2 separate regions of the Homo sapiens genome follow, and region 2 is linked to region 1. A link is an interaction called in ENCODE POLR2A ChIA-PET data of the cell type or tissue named here. Cell type or tissue: GM12878. All regions are shown on one strand. Each heading gives the region's core, and the rest is flanking DNA. Links, peaks and the distances in the headings are about the cores only.

Region 1 (10,780 bases), core at 3,374-8,373:
TGCCTTCTGCAGATGATGTGAAGGTCTATCTAAGTTAGCTGGAAAACATAACTGCATTGCCTACTGAAGGTCATCAAGAATTTAATGGCATGCAAATATAGAAAAACAGGTTCACACAACAGTGAGGACAACTTGCTGAGGGATCAAAGTATAGATGTAGCATAAAGATATTGGAAATGCCTTGATTTCTTATAATGCAAAGTTGTTACATTGTAACAAACATGCTAAAGAAAAATCTACTTAGGATACAGGTAGAAAATATCACATGCAGAAACATTACAAACCTATCTGTAAGCAAAAAGACTAAGAAATTACTACTTGAGAGGCATTCTTGTCATCGTCATTACATAAAATGAACAGAATAATTACACATTAGAATCACTATGTTGCATTTCATAAATGGTACAGATAACACAATATACTTAATTCCAAATTACAAAACTACAGGTTTCAAATATCATGGATTGACTGTAGGTGAAAAGACAAAATTTATATCCCTGACACCTGAAAAGGAAAACCATAGCACAACAGTAAATCTACAAAGGATCCAACAGCAAATTCAGATGTGATAACAAATACAGCTTCATGGGCTCTCCAGAATCAACCCAGCCAAGTTAGAGGACTACAGTATCTAATAAAAGTAACATTGTAAAATACAGACTATTAGAGCCGTAACAGAGTATCAACAAATCATTCCCTGAAACCACAATGACCTTAGCTGTGTGCAACTTATTATAAGTATCCACATAAATTAAAATATTTGTAAGCCCCATACAGAAAGTTTTTACACATGCAAAGCCCTCGTGGAAAAAAAAAAAAGTGGTGCAATAAATTTCATTTAACTACAGCCAAATTTCATCCTAACAGATTGGGGGTTTTAGGTGTAGCAGGTTATCTTACAGTTTGTCCTTTATTCAGTAACTGAATCTTCTACATACTTAACATAAAACCTGGAAACTCTGCTCTCTAAAGATTATTGAAATGTGTTTGAAGTACTATTGAGTCAACCAGCATCTTATTTATCTGTGAGTTACAAAAACGGAAAGAAAATACCAATTGGGGTATTTCATTAAAAAAAAAACTTACATTATGGACAACTTTAAATACTTTTGGGAAGTAGGCAAGATAAAGGTTAAGGAAGATAGCTGTTATACATACATAACAAGACAGAAATAGAACAATTCAGAAAACATTTAAACAGTTGATGACTATATTCGTTCATCTCCTAAATGCCTTCATCCACTCTTCCAGCAATCAACTTAAAAGCTCCTATCCCAGACCAAACTCTTCAGTCAGTTATCTGAAACTACAATACTTCATGCCATCCCTAATAACACTGTAGAGTTAGCTGAATGTCAACCATCCAATCCAACACAGATCCATGGCAAAAGGCACGCACTAGTGAGTGATGCTGAAGTTTCTGAGTAGATATGAAGAAAGCAGTTTACCACAAACTATTTTTATAGCTATGCAGAAAATCTGCATCCATTTATGACAAATTTACCAACCTGTGTCACAGTACAAAATCATCAGCCAATGACAAATCTACAAGGTCGAACCTCTCCAAAACCACTAAAAAACTGCTGAAAAAAGTGGAATTCACTGTTTACCTGCTTCCCATGCATCTATTTAAATTTCATAGAACCACAAAAGCTAATTTCCAAATACTTGGCAAATGTAGTATTTATCGACAGCATGCATGCCTCTGTCTCTCTCCTTCTCTCTCTCTCACACACGTACACACTACATGCTTACCAAGCTGCGAACTATCTGCTACAGAAAGTTTAGCAGCATACAACACAAAATCCATTACCTATTTCCCTCCTTCAAAACCAAATACCTAGACAACAAATACATTAACACTACTAAAGGGGGGGGGAAAAACACCACAATAAGATTTCACCCTCTCTCACATAAAAGTAAAAGGTATAAAAATTAGAGTTTCAAAAATATATCCATCAGATTCAAAGACAGTAGACATCCTGTGGTCATCACTTACCTTCTCTAAATCTGCATATACATTAAAATGTATATGGTATGGTACGCATGTCAAATGTCATGTTTAACATTCACTACAAATGTCTGTTCTCAAATGTTTAGAAGTAATAAATCTAAGTTAATGCAAACATAGTTGAAATTCCAATTAAAATCATGGCTATACTGAATTCCCATCTTAAAACAAACCTTCTCCATAGAAACTAGGCAATGACAACAATTCTTCAAATAAATGTAAAAATATTTATTGGTATAGATTTATTCTTTTTTTTTTTTTTTTTTTTGAGATGGAGTCTCGCTCTGTTTCCCAGACTGGAGTGCAGTGGTGCAATCTCGGCTCACTGCAACCTCCGCCTCCTGGGTTCAAGTGATTCTCCTGCCTCAGCCTCCTGCAGATTTATTCTTTTAGTTAATAAAGAAGACTTCCTTTAAATTAGGTTCTCTATAAAAGAAGGCAAATTAAGTAGATATGAACTATTTATGAGCATCAACATGATACCCCATATAATAGCCACTACTCTTATAAATAGAAACCCCAATCACCATATACTATTTATTGGTGGAAATAAACAGCTTTGTCAATTTTTTTTTTTTTTTTTTTGAGATGAAGTTTCGCTCTTGTTGCCCAGGCTGAAGTGCAATGGCGTGATCTCGGCTCACCACAACCTCTGCCTCCTGGGTTCAAGCGATTCTCCTGCCTCAGCATTCCGAGTAGCTGGGATTACAGGCAGGCACCACCACACCTGGCTAATTTTGTATTTTTAGTAGAGATAGGGTTTCTCCATGTTGGTCAGGCTGGTCTTGAACTCCCGACCTCAAGTGATCCGCCCACCTTGGCCTCCCAAAGAGCTGGGATTACAGGCGTGAGCCACCGCGTCTGGCCTCAAATTTCAAACTACCTTCTTTTGGGTGATTTCTCATTACATAAATAGAAAGTCCTAGAAGAAATTCAAATTACTATCAGGTATTTTATCTCATCATTTGTATCCTTTGCAAAGTGCAAATTTCTTTTAAGTTTTGACTCCTCTAAGGACACCTCTGTTCTGTATCGCTGCCAAAAAGCAACAGCCTAAAGAAAGCTCAACTGTACAACAGCAATAACCACCTGCACACAAAATCGACCAGCCGCATAAAACCTTCCAACTGATGTCTACACTCTGCAACAGAGATATATACACATGAAATAGACTTATCCAGGACTACAGAGCTCCTAAAAGGTAAACCTTGAAAAATTGACCACAAAATAAACCTGAAGTCTAGAAACTTCTCAATCATGTCATAATATAAAGTAGAACAAACAAAAACAACAGCTCTTTCTAAAAGTCTTTAACTCATTACATTTCCAAATCAGCACAATAATGTCTTACTGGTAAACTTGATGGTCTTTCTTGCTGTATTAAGTTCAAGTCTTCATGGTTAGGTTTTCCGGGGGCCAGAGGAGGTTGAGATCTAGTTCCATAGCCTTCCTGAGACATGTCCTAAAAAAAAACACAAACACAAAGCACTTCATAAATATCTCAATGAGTTATAAGCTTCTTCAGTAACTAAAATTAAACAAAAGCTTGGCTGGGCACAGTGGCTCATGCCTGTAATCCCAGCACTTCGGGAGATCAAGGCAGGCAGATCGCTTGAGCCCAGGAGTTCAAGACCAGCCTGGGCAATGTAGGGAGACTCCATCTCTACAAAAATAATAAAAAATTAGCCGAGTGTGGTGGTGCAGCTACTTGGGAGGCTGAGGTGGGAGGATAGCTTGAGCCTGGAGGTGGAGGCTGCAGTGAACTTTGACTGCACCGCTGCACTCCAGCCTGGGTGACAGAGCGAGACCCTGTGTCAAACAAAACAGAACAAAACAAAACAAAAGCTTATCACAACCAACAACTGTTACATTTTAGCAGGCATATAAATATGTTATGGCTATAATTTAATACATTATCAGAAGCAAAAATTTTAAAAAGCAGTGAATAACAGCAGAAATATAAACTATATATATATATATATATATATATATATATATATATATATATATATATAATTAACAACTAAATTTATTATGAGACCATACCAAGTACTGTATTTGAGTTTTGCAGGAAGAAGACTAGTTCATAAAAACAGGGAGGGAGGTCAGCTGTAGCCAAACCAAACTGTCTTTAAACCCAGAGTGAACCCAGAGCAAACCAAAAGCTCCCTGGATTGTTGAATTCCGATTTTGGTCAAACTGCCTTTAATATTACCTCAAAAAGTTGAAATAACTAACGAAAACCTTACTATCAACTATATCTTAACAGGTCCTCTCAATTACCCACATAACAGCGTAAATCGTTATTAAGCTCATAGGATCCTGAGGTTTCTATAAAACCAATAAACACGCATATATAGAACTCCATATGTTCATGGGGCATAGTTTTCAGAGAACCATCATAAAGAATAAAACAACAGTGGGGAACAAAACACACCCAAAAAACCTGAATAGGCACAATAAACTTATAATTAACACGGCCTTTCTGGCATCTTGTCAAACACTCTTCCAAGAGGTATTCTGCATGGTTTCAGCATTGTGCTGAAATAATTAGCATATATAACCCAAATACCACACCACACCACATTTACTGTATACCAGATCTCTAGCTACCTGTGTATGCTCAGCTACTAAACATTCTACCATCGTTTCCCCCTGAAGTCAAACAGCAGGACAGAATTGTTAAATACTTATTATAGCATGTCTCAATTGGCACTGAAAGTTGAAGAACCAGTTTCTAATTGAAGAGAAAAAAAGAATGGAAAATATTGCTTTAAAATAAAATTATCTCCCTTCCCTTGTCAGTTCAAATATGTGTTGGTATTAAAGAAACATCATATACAAGTTCTACTTCTGTTAAGTCCCTGGAATATTGCTTTAAAAATTAATGTTTATTACTTGAAATCCTATAAAAAGCTTCTGCTGTCCCACCCCTTTCTTGCACACTTAAAATTACATGGCTTCTTAAGCCAGGAAACTTTGGAGCAATAGCTGGTACCACCAAGTACACAAGCTGTACAAACTGGATTTAACCAGCCTAGTGTTGGTGCGACCTGCTTTTCAACACGCTCTGAAATACAGGAGCGTGCCAATAATTCCAGCTTTTCACATGTAGCCCTTCTTCCCTTTAAATACATCTCCACCAAAAAAACAAACAAACAAAAAACAAACAAAAAAAGCCTCAGATATTTAACCTCTACTAGTAATGTACCCAGTTCATATCATATTTTTCTAAGAGAATTCAATGCTATTTGTCTAGGTTTTTATTTGATAACAATAAGGTGAGAGTAAGCACAGGCAATCCAAGGACACTTACAGAGTGGCTCTGCAATCTGGTTGCCAGCAGAGGGTGACAATTAAGCTTGTGGGGCACAAAAGCAAAGGCTGAAAGATTATGACCACTCTCCCCACCACCTTCCCCCTCAAACACCACGTTTCTTCCAGATTCTAGATTTCCACTTGTCACACAGACTTCCCGCTGGGTGCCCTGCAGGTTCCTTTCCATAAACAGCATGGATTTCAAATCAAGCAGGGCACAAGGCCTCTATTCAGGGGCCTTCACCCTGTTACAAAAAAGCACAAAGGTGCAGGACAGCCTCACAATGGGCAAACAAATGAGCAGGCCCCGCCTCCTCCTCCAACACACGTGCACACAGTGTCTGCCCAATGCCTACTTTTTTTTTTTTAAAGTAAACTTCAGCTAGGAAATAGTAACAGGCTCAAAAGTCCTATGCATATTACCCTTTTATGTTTCTTTTTATTTTCTCTTCTTCGCTCAATGAACTGCTTTCTAAAGAGGCTGAAAAAGATCATTACAACTATAGTGGATAAACATTTCAATTTAGACATCGTCCCCCTAAAATAAGCAACACAGACTAACAGACTATGAAAGCTATCAGAAAAATGTATTGTGGCCTTATATTTCACTCTTTAAGGCTTTAAAAGTTCAAAATAATTAGATGCCACCAAAATCTCAAATACTATTCCTAACCACAAGAAGCTTTCAGCTATTAAGTACAGTTGGAAATAAAATCAAAACAAAATTTAGTGAGAACTATTGAAAAGGAAACGTGTTCTGCCTCAGCTTATGTTTGAACATAAGTATTAATTTAATAAGGGAGCACATAGAAAAGGTGCCAAGTTTAAACCTAGAACAATCAACAACTACATATAACTTACAGTGGGACTATAAAGTCTGTTTGGCTGTTTTAATAATGATATAAAAATATTCCATAAGAAACTTGAGCTTTTTCATCTTAAAAAGCTATATTTATTTTTTGGTACATACTTATTTTCATCTCAAGAAGAGCAAATACACAGTAAAAAGGCAATGACAGTATCAGAAAATAAAGAATATGTTCAGCATCATATTTTATAAACAAAGAAGCACAGCTTTACACTTTAAAACATTACTGCCATCTTTGGTTATTTGTAAGTTTAAGCAGCCAGTGAACACCAGTGTGTAAACCAATATACACATATAAATAATTACATTTATCTGCTGTATAGAATGCCATATTGTGGTAATACTGCAATGCACAAGAACCAGGCAATGGAAATGAGGTTTCCCCTTTCAGAATTCATCAGTACTGTTTTTCTACATCTCACTCACAATCTTTTAACCATTGATGGACTCTGGCCTTAACCTTCTTTATGTTACGAGTCAAAGGTTAAAGGGAAACTGACTCACAAACAAAGGTGTGAAAAAAGTTTAGCGTAGTAGTAATTACACATTTGTTTCAGAAATTTTCAGTTTGGTATTTCTTCACCCCGCCCCCCCCCTTTTTTTTTTTTTTAAGAAACAAGGTCTCGATCTGTGGCTCAGCCTAATCATAGCTCACTGTAGCCTCTAACTCCCAGGCTCAAGCAATTCTCCTGCCTCAGCCCACCCATGCCTCCCTAGTAGCTAGGACTACAGGCACATACCACTATGCCTGGCTGATTTTTTTTTTTTTTTTTTTTTTTTAAGACGGAATCTTGCTCTCGTTGCCCAGGCTGGAGTGCATCGCGCAATCTCAGCTCACCGCAATCTCCACCTCCCGGGTTGAAGCGATTCTCCTGCCTCAGCCTCCCGAGTAGCTGGGATTACAGGCATGCGCCACCATGCCTTGCTAATTTTGTATCTTTAGGAGAGATGGGGTTTCTCCATGTTGGTCAGGCTGGTCTCAAACTCCCAACCTCAAGTGATCAGCCTGCCTCGGCCTCTCAAAGTGATGGGATTACAGGCGTGAGCCACCGTGCCCGGCCTAATTTATTTATTTTTTTAATATTTTGAGAGATGGGGTATCACTATACTTCCCAGGCTGGTCTCCAGCTACTGGCCTCAAGTGATTCTCCTGCCAAAGTGCTGAAAATCAGGAATGAGCCACTGTGCCCAGGCCTCTTGTAACAAATGTCGTAGACGCTGACTGAATGCCTACTATGGGCTTATTCCCTTTGCGAGGTACTTGAACATATCACAGTATGAAATGAAACATGACCAGGAGGAAAACACTAGTATCCCACTTCTACTACAGGAAAGGGTAAAGATAACTATTACAAGGGCCTAGTAGAAAGGCCAGGAGCAGGAGTGCTTCTGTTTTCTTTCATTAGGAAATGAATAAAATCCAAATAGCAATATGTAACTTTGAATAAAATGCAGAATAACCAAAACGTCAAAGACACTTTTTAAAAAATTAAAAAGGGAAAACATTCCCATGGTATAAGCTTTGAATTTTTTTTTTTTTTTTTTTTTTTTGAGACTGAGTCTCGCTCTGTAGTCCAGGCTGTAGTGCAGTGGGCGCAATCTCGGCTCCCTGCAAGCACTGCCTCCCGGTTTCAAGAGATTCTCCTGCCTCAGCCTCCCGAGTAGCTGGGACTACAGGCATGTGCCACCACACCTGGCTAATTTTTTGTATTTTTAGTAGAGATGGGGTTTCACTGTGTTGGCCAGAATGGTCTCTATCTCCTGACCTTGTGAACTGCCCGCCTTGGCCTCCCAAAGTGCTGGGATTACAGGCATAAGCCACTCTGCCTGGCCTAGCTTTGGATTTTTTTATTTACCTTTCTGCAATTTTTCAATGTGTTACCAAGTTTAAATGTGAATTTAAATCCTTTTTCCTTTATATACAACTAGAGCATATTTTCTGTAAACAGCACGTTGTTCAGCCTCTTAATATATTGTAGAGCTCATTCTATATCTGCAACTAAATATCTACTTTATTCTTTTTTTTTATGGCCACACAACATTGCATTATTTGTAGGTGGAGTAACGTATTTAACCAGTCACTTATTGATGTACATTTAGGTTGTTTCCAGTCTTCCGTTCTTCATACAGCACTATAGTAAGCATCCTTACGCATATATCTTCACATGAAAATCTCTGTAGCATCAATCTTTACAAGTGAAATTTCTGTCAAAGGGTTGTATATGTCCATTGTCACACTGCTATAAAGAAATACCTAAGACTGCATAATTTATAAAGAAAACAGGTGTAATTGGCTCACAGTTCTGCAGGCCGTACAGGAAGCATGGCAGCTTCTGCTTCTGAGGAGGCCTCAGGAAGCTTCCAATCATGGTGGAAGGCAAAAGGGGAGTGAGGTGGCTCACACAGTGGGAGCAGCAAGGGAGAGAGCAGGGAGGTGCTACACACTTTTAAACAACCAGGTCTCATGAGAACTCACTCACTATCACGAGAACAGCACCAAGAGGATGGTCTGAAACCTTATTCAAGAGAAACCGCCCCCATGATCCAATCCTCTCCCACCTGGCCCCACCTCCAACATTAAGGATTACAATTAGACATGAGATTTGGGTGGAGACACAGATCCAAACTGTATCAGATTGCTACATTTGAAATGTTAATATATACTGGCAAATTGTTCTTAACAAAGGAAGTATCAATTTACACTTACAGTCCATCATTCTGGAATAGAACAAAACTTACTCCAGGTGTCAAACTACATCATAAAAAGTAGCAAAACCAGAGCAGGGGATGAGTGGGAAGATAGGTAGACAGTAACCAAAAAAAAAAAGAATTTAAGAGCATACAGACTATAAACTAACAGATGATGGAGGAATGGAGGAGGGAAAGGAGCACCTTGGTCCTTGACAAACAAATGGCAATGGCACCTAGTAAGAGGTCAGTGAGGAGGCCTCTAGATGCCAGCAAAATCCAACAAAGAGCGTCAGGTCAGAAACAAAATGCAACAGAGCCTCCATGGTGTCTGGATCTGGAATAAGTGATAACTGTCATGTTATTTAAGAAAAGTTTTTCCAATCCTCACATCAAGTATAGATATGCTAGGAAGAGAGTTAAGATGGCCACATTGTTATTATCTTGCAATAATTCAGAATGAGGGAATGAATGACGATTTGAGTAGTCTCAATAATTTCTTGATCCTTTTCTCTTTGTGCTTTGGAAATTCCCTATCACCAATTCCAAATCGTAAAAGGGAAACAGAAGCCTATCCCCAACATGTGAGGGTGGGGGAGAGGTGGCTGCGACCACTTCCACAGAGAGGATGCCTGGTGGCCACACAGCCTGCCACAGTTCGTGAAATCATCCCTAGGCTTCAGACATTTGGCATATTATTGACCTCCCTCCACTTTCTGTGTGTAGATGAATTTCAAATATCATTTCCAAAAGGAAAGCGATATAAATCCATACAACATGCACATCAAGGATGGCATGCTCAGCCCTTGCCACCTCAGGAAAGCCCCACTGACAGCTCATATTCGCAAGAGGGGACTTGTGACAGGTACTGTGCACAGAGGTAGTGTGCACGGTTCATCCTAACGACACCACCACAAGATAGTTGCTATTGTTACCTCGTTTTTTCCTACCAGGAAACAAAAACTGAAGTCATTTGCAGAGCTAGCTTATGAGCACTAGGCTGGAGTAACTGAAAGTGATGGATATCTCTTCATTTCTATAATAACTGTACACTAGAGACAACTGGAAGCTTCAAACACTATCACATAATAAGGGATTGAATATAATTTTAGCTTTTTAAGGTTTTATCCTGGGCTTCATATATTCCCCTAAATTCTCTTTTGAAAAATTATAATCTTAAGTAGTTTATACGTGGAACACTTCTAAAACATCAATTCCAGTAACATGAATAAGTAAGAAATGCGAAAATGAAAAATTCTCTTCCACAGGTGTGAAGGCAAAGCCACACTCCTTATCATCAAGCATTACCAGAAGCCTACAGGCTGGCTGGCAAGCCAGGTGAAGGGGCCCGCCTGCCAGATTATGTTCTTTAAGGATCCTCTACCGGCTCTTCTCTTTCTCCCTGTCCTTTAAGAATGGGGGCCCCTCAAGTGTCTGTACCCCAAGGACTCCATGTGGCCCCCTGCTTGGTGGTGATTCCCAAATCTCTACAGGAGGTCCTTAACTGCATCCTTAATGTTTGGACCTCTGGAGAGAGTGCCTTGCACTCATCGGGTCAAGAAATGACTCTCCCAAATGACCCCACAGACCTGTTCCTTCTCCCTTGGGCCCCCACCTCACCGAAGGAGAGCACCCAAATGAGATTGCTCAGAGCCACCCCACACAACTCATTATCTCTTCTACAATCTGTGCACGTCTGACACATCACCAAAGCCCAAATCATCACCCAGTCCATCCCCTTCCTCCTGATCCGATGGCAGACACCTGCACTGCGGTCAATGCTGCTGACTTCCTCAAATACAAGTGCTCAGAAAATGCCTCCCGAAGGCCTACAGAAGGAAGTTTAAGTCCCAGTCTGGGCTCAGAAGAGCTCTTCAGGCACCCTCCGGCCACCA
Region 2 (10,780 bases), core at 3,749-8,748, 350 kb after region 1:
GGCAACTCCAGACAAATGAAAGGGGCTGCCCTGAGCATTGAATTGAAGCCTCATCTTGGCTTAGAGGAAAGAGTGCTGTGATCAATTATCAATGTCTACATGGATGGGGCCTGGGGAAGTGGGCGCTTAGGAGCCGCTTATTACCACCCCAGGTTTAATAGATTACCTTCCTCATGGACTTTAAAAACTCAGCTAGAGTCATGGGCATGGATTAAAAAGAAAGGAATAGAACTTCCATTGTGGAATTTCAAGTTTCAGTAAGTCTGGGTAGTCTCTGGGCACTGAAGATGATCAATGCAATTCTTGGTGCTCTTAAACCACACTGTAACCTTCTTTTCCCTTTCTTTTTTCCTTCCTTCCTCCCTTCCTTCCTCCCTCCCTCCTTTTCTCTCTCTTCTTGTCTTTCTTTCTCTCTTCTCTCTCTTTGAGACGGGCAGATCTCATTCTGTTCCCAGGCCAGAGTGCAGTGGCACAATCATAGCTCACTGAAGCCTTGAGCTCTTGGGCTCTAGTGATCGTTCCGCTTCAGCCTCCTGAGTTGTTGGGATTACAGGCATGAGCCAACATGCCCAGCTTCCACATATTTTAAAAGTTGGTCCTGGTATTTATTCTATGTTAAATATCTAATGTAAAAAAATGCACATTTTCCAGGAAATCAACTGCAGAAAAGGTGTTGTTTTTCATCCCTATGGTTAAATGTAGATTTTCTGTTTAAAAGTAAATCTTTTACCTGTGAAGATTGGATATGATGACACTTAAAGTAATGTAATTTTAAGTTGTCTAGTTGTTTAAATGTAGTGATGAAAAATTAACCAGAATATTTCTGGCTATGACCTCAAAGACCTTTTCCTGAAACTTTCATTTCTTTGTTTTGTTCTCATTCAAGTGTTGATAGCTTTAGTGATACCACTTCCAACTCGAGCCTCACTTTTAAATGGCTTATCATAAACTGTTAGAGCTGGGATAAATATAAAATATCATTTGGTTGAGTGTGTTTCAGATCTATCACCTAAGGAGACAGCATAAAAGACCAATTTCTGGGCTCCATCCTTAAACTAATAAATCCAGTTACCTGGGTGGAAGCCCAGGAGTGTGCATTTAATACAACCTCTCAGGTGGTTTTGATGCTTATTAACATTTGAGAAACACTGATCTGTTACAAATCTTCTGTAGTGGAGGAAACTGAAACAAAAGAAGTTAGGGACTTATCAAGAGTTGAGCACTAACAAATTCATATCTGGGCAGTCACATGAGGTGAGGTTATAAGATAAAAATGAATGTATGTTTTTCAGTTTATGTGGTGGGGTTTTAAATGTCTTATTCTCAATCCCAAAGCTGCCAGGCTGTAAATGTGCCTAAAACTCCTAGAATTAGGAGTTAGTTGTTTCCTGTTACCCTGTGTATTCTTTCTTTCTTTCTTTTTTTTTTAAATTCAATTAGTTGATGTTATTGGGGATCCCTGAAAAATTCTCAAGATCATCTGCTATTACTGGGTCACAATTCTTTTTGGGGTTCTTTTGAGAGCAAAGAAATTAGTCACTATTCTTATTCCAATTACACCAAGATCTATGAATCCATTTTCCAAAGATACTTAAATCTTGCAACATGGGAGAATAGTCACATCAGAACATTTACTTCTTCAAAATATCTCTTTTTTTGGGAAATTTACTAGTTTGTTGTTTTATGATTTAGTTGAAATGCAGGGAGTCACCTGCCCAACAGCATCTCAAATAATTAAAAGCCCTAATCTCCTGTCTCTTCCCCAAAGGGGGAATAAAAGGAACTAGAACCTCCCATCTCTCTCCCCACCTGGATACTTTTAGGCCAAGTCCATGGAAAACTCCTCTGTGTCTGTAAGCTGAATAATCCAAGTAGGCTGTGTCAGCTGAATAATCCAGGACTATTCAGATATTTGAAAAAAAATTCATATTTCAGTAGTGTGGGTTGACTTTTGCTTGAATCTATTGATTACAGAAAAAAGGGAGGTAAAAGTCTTTGGTCAAGGTCTTCTGATGCCTTGATACTTTACTGTCATTGATATCACATGTATTTACAGAGGCAAAGACCTAGAAGTCAACCCTAATTTGGGCTATTTCTGAAATTCTCAGAATTAGTATTATATTAATACTGTAACATGAATTCATTTTATTTGTGTAACTGAGGCAGGGGAATAGGGTCTGGAGACAGGGAATCTAAGGACGACTTGGACAGGCTCCCTGGAGCTGAGGAGTCTGCACACTGACCTATGATTGGCCCATTCCAGGACCTTCATTTGCATAAGATGCCAAACCACATCGGCCTCTGATTGACCACAGGCCAAATCTGCACTCTGGCCAATGATTGGTTCATTCTAGGACCTTCCTTTGCATAAAGCACCAAACTACATCAGTCTTGGATTGGCCATGGGCCAATTCACCTCAGCCTCTAGTTGGCTGCGAGCCAGTCCTTCATTTACATAGGGTGTAAGCAACGAGAAACCTCTAGGGAGTACTTAAGCTTCCAAAGACTTTGCTACCAGGGCTCTTGAGCCAATTGCTAGAGCCTGCTCTCATCTTGTGGAGTGTACTTTTGCTTTTGCTCCTTCCCTGCTTTCTGCTCTAATAAATCCACTTCTTCACCACTCGTTTGTGTGTCGTTCAATTCTTTGTTGAACACACCAAGAACCTGGACACCTCACGACTGGAACCCTTAATTAGGTAACATAATCAGGAAGGCAGTGGTCTAGCCTCCCTAAAATGACCATATCAGCTTGTGAGCCTATCATAGTTTTTAGAAAAACAATATCAATAACATCAATCATAAAGTAAACGTGGGCTGGCCCATGATCCAATTGAATTTACCTGCATTATTGGTCATTACTCTGTTACTATTCTTGTTACCAAAAAAAAAACTTTCTTGGTTTCAGCATTCAGGAACAAACTCTAAAATATTCATATAGTTTTTGAATTCCAAAAATATTTCAAATCTAGAAAGGCTGATGCACTTTAATAATTTTTTTCTCAAAATTGTGTGTGTATGTGTCTTTTTTCATCTATGTTGTGTGTATCAGTAGTTTCTTCTCTTCATACATGAATATTATTTTATTTTATGAATGTACCACAATCTGACTTATCAATGATTGCTAAACATTTGACTTGTTTCCAGTTTGAGCTACGATGAACACAGCTGCTATAAACACTTAACTATAGATGTTTGTGTGGCCATAAGTTTTCATTTCTGTTGGGTAAAAACCTAGGAGAATTGCTGGGCCACGTGGTAAATGTATATCTACCTTTAAGAAACTGCAGAACAGTTCTGCAAATTGGTGGTACCATTTTGTCTTCCCCCAGGCAGTGTGTGAGAGTTCTAGTTGCTGTTTGAAATGGTTTCTGATGGAGGCATAAAGAGGAATAGATGAGTTGTTTTTTTTAATGTTTAATTTTTGTGGGAACATACTGGGGGTATATATTTATTGAGCATATGAGATTTTTGATACAGGTGTATAATGTGTCATCACATCAGGATAAATGAGGTATTGATCACCTCAAGCATTTATCCTTTGTTTTACAAACAATCCAATTTATGCCATCTTAGTTATTTTAAAATCTACAATTATTATTGACTCTAGTTATCCTGTTATGCTATCTACTAAGTTATTCTAACTACTTTTTTGTACCCATTAACCATCCTCCCTTCCCCTCACCCCCTTATTACCCTTCCCAGCCTCTGGTAACCATCTTTCTACTCTCTATCTTCATGAATTCAACTGTTTTTTTAGCTCCCACAAATAAGTGAGAACACGAGAAGTTTGTCTTTCTGTGCCTGTTTTATTTCACATAACATAATGATCTCTAGTTCCACCATGTTGCAAAAGACAGAATCTCATTCTTTTCTATGGCTGAATAGTACTCCATTGTGTATATGTACTATATTTTCTTCATCCATTAATTTGTTGATGGACACTTGGGTTGCTTCCAGATCTTGGCTATTGTGAACAGTGCTGCAATAAACATGGGAGTGCAGGTACCTCTTTGATAAACTGATTTCCTTTCTTTTGGGTATATATCCAGCAGTGGGATTGCTGGATCATATGATAGCTCTACTTTTAGTTTTTTGAGGAACCTCCAAACAGTTCTCCATAGTGACTCTACTAATTTACATTCCCACCAACAGTGTAGGAGGGTTCCCTTTTCTCCACATCTCACCAGCATTTGTTATTGCCTGTCTTCTGGATAAAAGCCATTTTAACAACGGTAAGATGACATCTCATTGTAGTTGTGATTTGCATTTCTCTGATGATCAGTGACGTTGAGCACCTTTTCACGTGCCCGTTTGCCATTTGTATGTCTTCTTTTGGGAGATGTCTATTCAGATCTTTTGCCAATTTTTAAATTGGATGACTAGATATTTTCCTATAGAGTTGTTTGAGCTCCTTGTATATTCTGGTTATTAATCCCTGGTCAGATGGATAATTTGCAAACATTTTCTCCCATTGTGTGGGTTGTCTCTTCACTTTGTTCATTGTTTCCTTTGCTGTGGAGAAGCTTTTTAACTTGATGTGATCCCATTTGGATGAGTTGTTTTTTCATAGGAAAATGTGTTCACCTCTAGGGATGAGTTGTTGGCGGTGATCAGGGCTGGTGCTCAGCATTCTCTGAGACTGTCTCTGAATGGGGTAGCCCCCTGGGAGTTGTACCTTCCTTACCACTGCAGAGTCCGCTTACAGGTGTTTCTCCGTCCCTGCACTGAGAGCTGCTTGAGGATGGGGGCCAGGTCTTAGTCATCTCCGCAGTCTCAACTCCCAGCAGAGTCTGGGACAGCATAGGTTTCAACATGTGTTGTTGAATTGAACAGCAAATCTCTCCAGTGGCCAGGATGTTGTGAGGGGAGGGAAAGCTCAGGTGGGTGTGGCCTACTCCTTTACGTCTCATTTTCTGTGGCGGTGAAGGCACCAATGGTCATGAATTTCATCTAAAAACACAATAAATTGAAGCACAGTGAAGGGTATCAAGGCGGTGGGAAGGTCCTGCTACAGACAGAGTATGAAAACTGTTGAAAAACATAAAAATCAACATATTATGATTTTAAAAATGAAGAGTTATGAGGGGCTTGTTTGTAATACCATACCTGAATTGCCTCGCCTCACACGTGGGCCTGGATGTGGGTGGGAGGGGAAGGCAGTGTTGGAATTTTTAGCTGCTGCCTCATTTTCATTTGGGCTGAAATGCTCTGAACCCCATGAGGCATGCGTGGTGAGAGGTCCTGATTCACGGTGCTCCTTTCTGCAACATCAGTGATCCTGCTTCTAAACCATTCCTTGTCCCCGTCTTTCTGTTTGTTGTTGTGGTTTAGCTGGGGAAAGTAAAATGTCTAATTGAAGAAAGTGGGCAGGTCACTCCTTCTTAACCAAGTCATCCAGCTGCTGGACTCTCCTAGAGATGTTTCCATTTAGCAGGGAAAACTCTATTTTTCCTTTCTCCTTCCTCACCTCCCCCACCTCCATTTTTATCCCCTAGAGCAAATTCAGGGCCTCTCTGAGTTGGTACCACCTTACATTAATTGGCACTAATGCAAGTATTCACAGCTGTGCGTGGGATGCTTCTGAGTGCAAAATGGATCTGTCTGTGCCTGGGAACGGTTCTTTCACTTCAGGTGTGTAATTTACTCTTCTGTGAGATGCGTTCCCCGGGCTCCCCTGCTGCACCAAGCAGCACCTCAGCTGCCACTACAGAAGAGCTCAGCAACAGACGTTTGCTTATGGTCATAAATCTTAGCAGACACACCTGTACATGACCACAACATGCAGTTATAGAAACAAAGAACTTCCCATCAAGCTGAAACTGATCCAGGAGGTGTGGGTGGCTTGGCAGCAAAGGGGGGCCATTACCAGGAGAGCCCAGGTGACCGTGGAGGAGCTCAGGGAGCACCCTAGAGGCGGCTGGGGCTTGGGCACAATGAGCTTTGGTTAAGAGAGACTGGGATTCAGAATTGCTGTCTGCTCTCATAAGCCCTGTGATTGTAGGCAACTTACCTTAAATTTCTGAGCTATGGATTTCTCAAATGACACTCTTGGAACTTAGATCTATCATCTTAAAATTTATTTTCTATTTATCTCACTTGTTTTATGTTCCTTTTCTTCTCCTTGCTTGCCCATTTTTTGGATTATTTATGTATTTAAAAATTATTCATGGCTGAGCGCAGTGGCCTATGCCTGTAATCCCAGCACTTCGGGAGGCCAAGGTGAGAGGATCGCTTGAGCCCAGGAGTTCGAGACCAGCCTGGATAATGCAGTGATACCCATCTCTATTAAAAAAAAAAAAAAAGCAGCTGGGTGTGGTGGCACATACCTGTAGTCCAGCAACTCTGGAGGTTGAAGTGGGAAGATCGCTTGAGGCCAGGAGTTTGAGGCTGCAGTGGGCTATGATCATGCAACTGCACTCCAGCCTGGGTGACAGAGAAAACAAGAAACGAAAATATTATTCCATGTCCCATCTCTATCAGCTGTTAAGTTATACCTTCCTTTACTGGTTATCCAAGGACCAAGAGATGACAATAGCACTACCTTATTAAAATTGAATATAAAGTTGCACATCTGTCTATTCCTGGACAATGCACAGACCCCAAAAAGTTTGACTCTATTTACCTTCAATCCTGCCTTTTGTGCAGGATTTAATTCTAAATATATATAAGACCTCACAAAATATCAGTCATTATTGACAACCAGTATTCTTTTAGATTTACCCGTGTAGCCATCCTTTCTCTTGTTCTTCGTTTCTTTCTGTGTGTGGTAGACAGAACAATGGCCCCCACAAAGACGTCTCATTCTAATCTCTGGAAACTGTGAATATGTTAGGGGGAATAAAGGTTCCAGGAGGAACTAAGGCTGCTCATCAGTTCGAGGGATTATCCTGGGCCGGCCCAATTAATCATCACTAGGAGACTTAACTGTGTAAGAGGGAGGCAGGAGAGGAGAAGGAGAGATGGCAGTGTGAGAAGGCCTCAGCCCGACATTGCTGGCTTTAAGGATGGCGGACAGGACCTTGATCCAAGGAACACAGGAGACCTCTAGACCCAGCAAAGTCAAGAAACAGACTATCCCCTGGAGTCTCCAGAAGGGAATGCAGCACCGTGGACACAGATTTTAAAGCTCAGTGAGAACCATGTCAGACTTCCAATCTCCAGAGCCGTAAGATAATACACGCACATTGTTTTAAATTATGATGTTTGTGGCCATTTATTACAGCGGCAAGTGGGAACTAATACTCTATATCTCTGTTTTCATGCAGAATCATTTTGCTTCTATCCGAAGAACTTGTTTTAGTCATTTCCTTTAAGAAAATGTGGGGCTGTGGTAATGAATTTTGTCAGATTCTGTTTGAAAATGTCTTTCTCATGCTTTCATTTCTTTGGTTTGCAATTTTATTGATTTCTGCTCTTAATTATTTCCTTTCTTCTGCTTATGTTGGGTTGAATTTGCTTTTCTTCTCTAGTTTCACAAAATGAAAACTTAGAGTATTGATTGAAAACCTTTCTTCTTCCCTCATATAAGCATTTAATGCTACAAACTTCTCTCTAAACAATGCTTTAGTTGCTTCCAACAAATTTTGATATACTGTAATTTTGTTTTCATTCAGTTCAAAATATTTTCTTATTTCCTTTAACACTTCCTCTTTGACTCATGGGTAATGTAGAAATGTGTTGTTTATTTCCAAATATTTTGGAGTTTAACAGAAATCTTTCTGTTACTGATTTCTAGTTTAATTCCATTATGGTCTGAGAATATACTTTGTATGATTCCTATTCTTTTAAATTTGTTAAGGTTTGTTTTATGGTCTGAATATGGTCTCTCTTAAGGAATGTACACTTGTAAACAACGTGTATTCTGCTTTAGGTCAATTTGATCAATAGCGTTGATCAGCCCTATATTCTTACTGATTTTCTGTTTACTTGTTCTGTTGATTCCTGAGAGAGGAATATTGAAGTCTCCAACTATAATTGTAGATTGGTCTGTTTCTTCTTTCAGTTTCATTGTGTTTTGTTGTAATTCATGTAATTTGAAGCTCTGTTGTTAGGTCAATTTAGGGCAGTTTTGTCATCTTGGACTATGGACTTATTTATCATTAAATAAAGTTCTTCTTTATTCTTAATAATATTCCTTGTTCTGAAGTCTACTTTGATATTGATATAGCTACTCCAACTCTCTTTTCATTAGTGTTTGTCTATCTTTTTTTTTTTCATTTTCTAAGAAACTATTTTTGTATTTTTGCTTAAAGGAAGTTTGTTGTAGATATAATGTGGACAGGTCTTGCTTTTTTATCCAATTTGTCAATTTTGTCTTTTAACTGGTGTGGTTGAACTGTTCACATTTAATGCGATCACTGATATATCTGTATTAAAATCTATCTTGTTAGCCATTTTCTATTCGTTCCATCTGTCTTTGTTTTTATACTTATCACTTAAGAGATGTCACTCCATTATCTTTTAGCTTGTGTGAATTCTGATGTGAAGGCTGTTTAATTCTTACTTTGTTTTCCTATATATAATGTGTCTTATTTCTCTGGCTGCCTTTGAGGTTTTCTCATTGTCTTTTGTTTTCAGCAGTTTAAATATATGTGAAGGGTGTGTATGTATATATATGTGTGTGTGTGTGTCCTCATTTTTCTTTTTGTTTTCAGTTTGGGTAATTCCTATGAACCAGCATCACTGCTTCACTCCTTAGCTGGGTCAAATCTACTGATGAGGTCATCAAAGACTTTCTTCATCTCTGCTACTTTTTGTTGTTGCTGTTGCTGTCATTTAAAAAAAATTTCTAGCATTTGCTTTTAATTCTTTCTTAGAGTTTCAGTCTCTCTGCTGAAATTGCCCATCTGATCTTGCCTGTTGTCTACCTTCTCCATTAGAGCTTTTAAAATATTAATCACAGTTATTTAAAATTTTCTATTAGGTAGTTCAAACATCCCCATCACAGTTGAGTCTGGTTCTGATGAGTGCCTTGCCTCTTCAACAGTGTTATTATATTCTTGCCTTTTCACATGCTTCTTCACTTTTTGCTGAAAGCCAGGTATCTCATATATGCAGTAAACTAGGGTCAATCATTTTGCAGGCTGGGATGAGCACACTTTTGGTTCCTGCTGGGCCTTTGTGCTGGGATGTGAAATAAGCTAGTTAGGGATGAGGTTGGACTGAGGTATGTTGTTGCTATGGTTAACTTCAGTGCATCACAATCCTTAAATTTCTCTAATGACACCTACTGTTTAGAGAAGGGGCAGATTTGCCAGAGGGTTTTTCCTTCAATGTGTGTTCCATGCTCATTTTTAAGTCTTCTTCTTCCTCTTTTTCTTTTTTCAGAAAAAGTCTGTTTATATGCTCTTGTCCCTCTTCTCTCCCTGTCCCAGGAGTTCTACACTCTCACCTGTTATTCAATGCTAGTTAGCCTTGTAGTAGTGGGATAATGGGGGGGAATATTCTCTGTTGTTCTGATTGAACCTCAGTCTTAGATGGGCACTATGTTCCTAAGACTCAATGACCCTGCTCCTCTGCTGGCTGTAGTGCTGGACCCAGCACATATTTCTTACTCCCCTCTCTCCTCATAGTGATAGGGTATTTTTTTTTTCTGGTTCTCTTCCACCAGCTGCAATGTATTTTCACTGGTGCCCTAAGGAAAATAGTGTTTGTTGCCCTTCCCTGCACAGATTAAGGATTTATTTCAGACAGGTGATAGAAGAGAAGACTGTGGATGGATTTTGCACCCCTCCCATTGTGTTTGCTCTTCTTTTCTCCTGTTTTACACCTCAGAGAACACTTTCATAGGGCCCTTTTCAATTTTTGTGAGCTCCCAGTGGGGTCCCTGGAAAAAAAGCCTGAAGAAGGGACAGATTCTCCAATTTCTTTTTTTTTTCTTTTTTGAGATGGAGTCTCACTCTGTTGCCAAGGCTGGAGTGCAGTGGCGTGATCTCAGATCACTGCAGCCTCTGCCTCCTGGGTTCAAGCGATTCTCCTGCCTCAGTCTCCCGAGTAGCTGGGATTACAGGCATGCTCCACCACATCTGGCTAATTTTTATAGTTTTAGTTGAGATGGCGTTTCACCATGTTGGCCAGGCTGTTCTTGAACCCCTGGCCTCAAGTGATCTGCCCACTTTGGCCTCCCAAAGTACTGGGATTACAGGTCTGAGCCACCACACCCGGTCAATATTCTCCAATTTCTTTGACTCATAGGGGCTTCACACACTTGCCAGTGCATGCTCAGCTTTCAGCAATTTACTAACTATGTTAGCTGAACTGCTCTTACAAGCATACACTTGTGTCCACCTCGGGGAAACCAGTGCTCATATCTCATCTTTCCCTGAAGGTCTTAGATTTATATCTCTTTAGATTTGGGGCCATTTGATTTCTCTGAAACCTGAGTTCTCTGATAGTTTTTAGAAAGTAATGAACTTTCAGATTGTCTAGCTTTTTCATATTAGTGTGGGAGCAATGCTGTTTTCAGCTCTTTATGTCCCCAAGCAGCTTGCTTTCATTTTTATATGGGTAGTTTTGCTGGGTATAAAATTCAAATATAATTCTAAAGTTCGGGAGTTACATTATTTTGGCCCTTTTATGTGATTTTGTTGTCTATTGGTTTCCACTATGTTATTGAAAAGTATATTGTCAGTCTTACTGTTGCTCCTTTGATGGTAATATGCTTTTTTCCCCTTGCTGCTTTAAAAACTGGTTTTATTTTTAAAAACAGTTTTAAATTCATAGAAAAATTGAGGCTGAGCATGGTGGCTCACATCTGTAATCCCAGCATTTTGGGATGCTG

The links. ChIA-PET counts read pairs that join two places held together with the same protein. Peaks named below come from ENCODE experiments on the same cell type or tissue, not always from the same donor. Only the 100,000 strongest peaks of a DNase experiment are listed, where the experiment ranks them.
Region 2: POLR2A ChIA-PET joins it to region 1 with 6 read pairs; 2 of 35 experiments call an interaction of 5 or more read pairs at or near these places.

The regions. Positions count from the first base shown.
Region 1 is chr6:156,928,159-156,938,938 of GRCh38, reverse strand. ARID1B (AT-rich interaction domain 1B) reads right to left here. Exons shown (of 20, transcript NM_001374828.1): 4 at 3,363-3,473. Among named protein-coding and RNA genes, the nearest start is that of MIR4466, 150 kb to the right of the region's middle. In GM12878, for the core only: a CTCF peak has its summit at 5,355 (motif pointing right); no DNase peak of the experiment used is centred there.
Region 2 is chr6:156,577,691-156,588,470 of GRCh38, reverse strand. No RefSeq gene overlaps it. Among named protein-coding and RNA genes, the nearest start is that of ARID1B, 190 kb to the left of the region's middle. RefSeq lists an enhancer at 5,739-5,888. In GM12878, for the core only: no CTCF peak of the experiment used is centred there; a DNase peak (open chromatin) is centred at 5,725.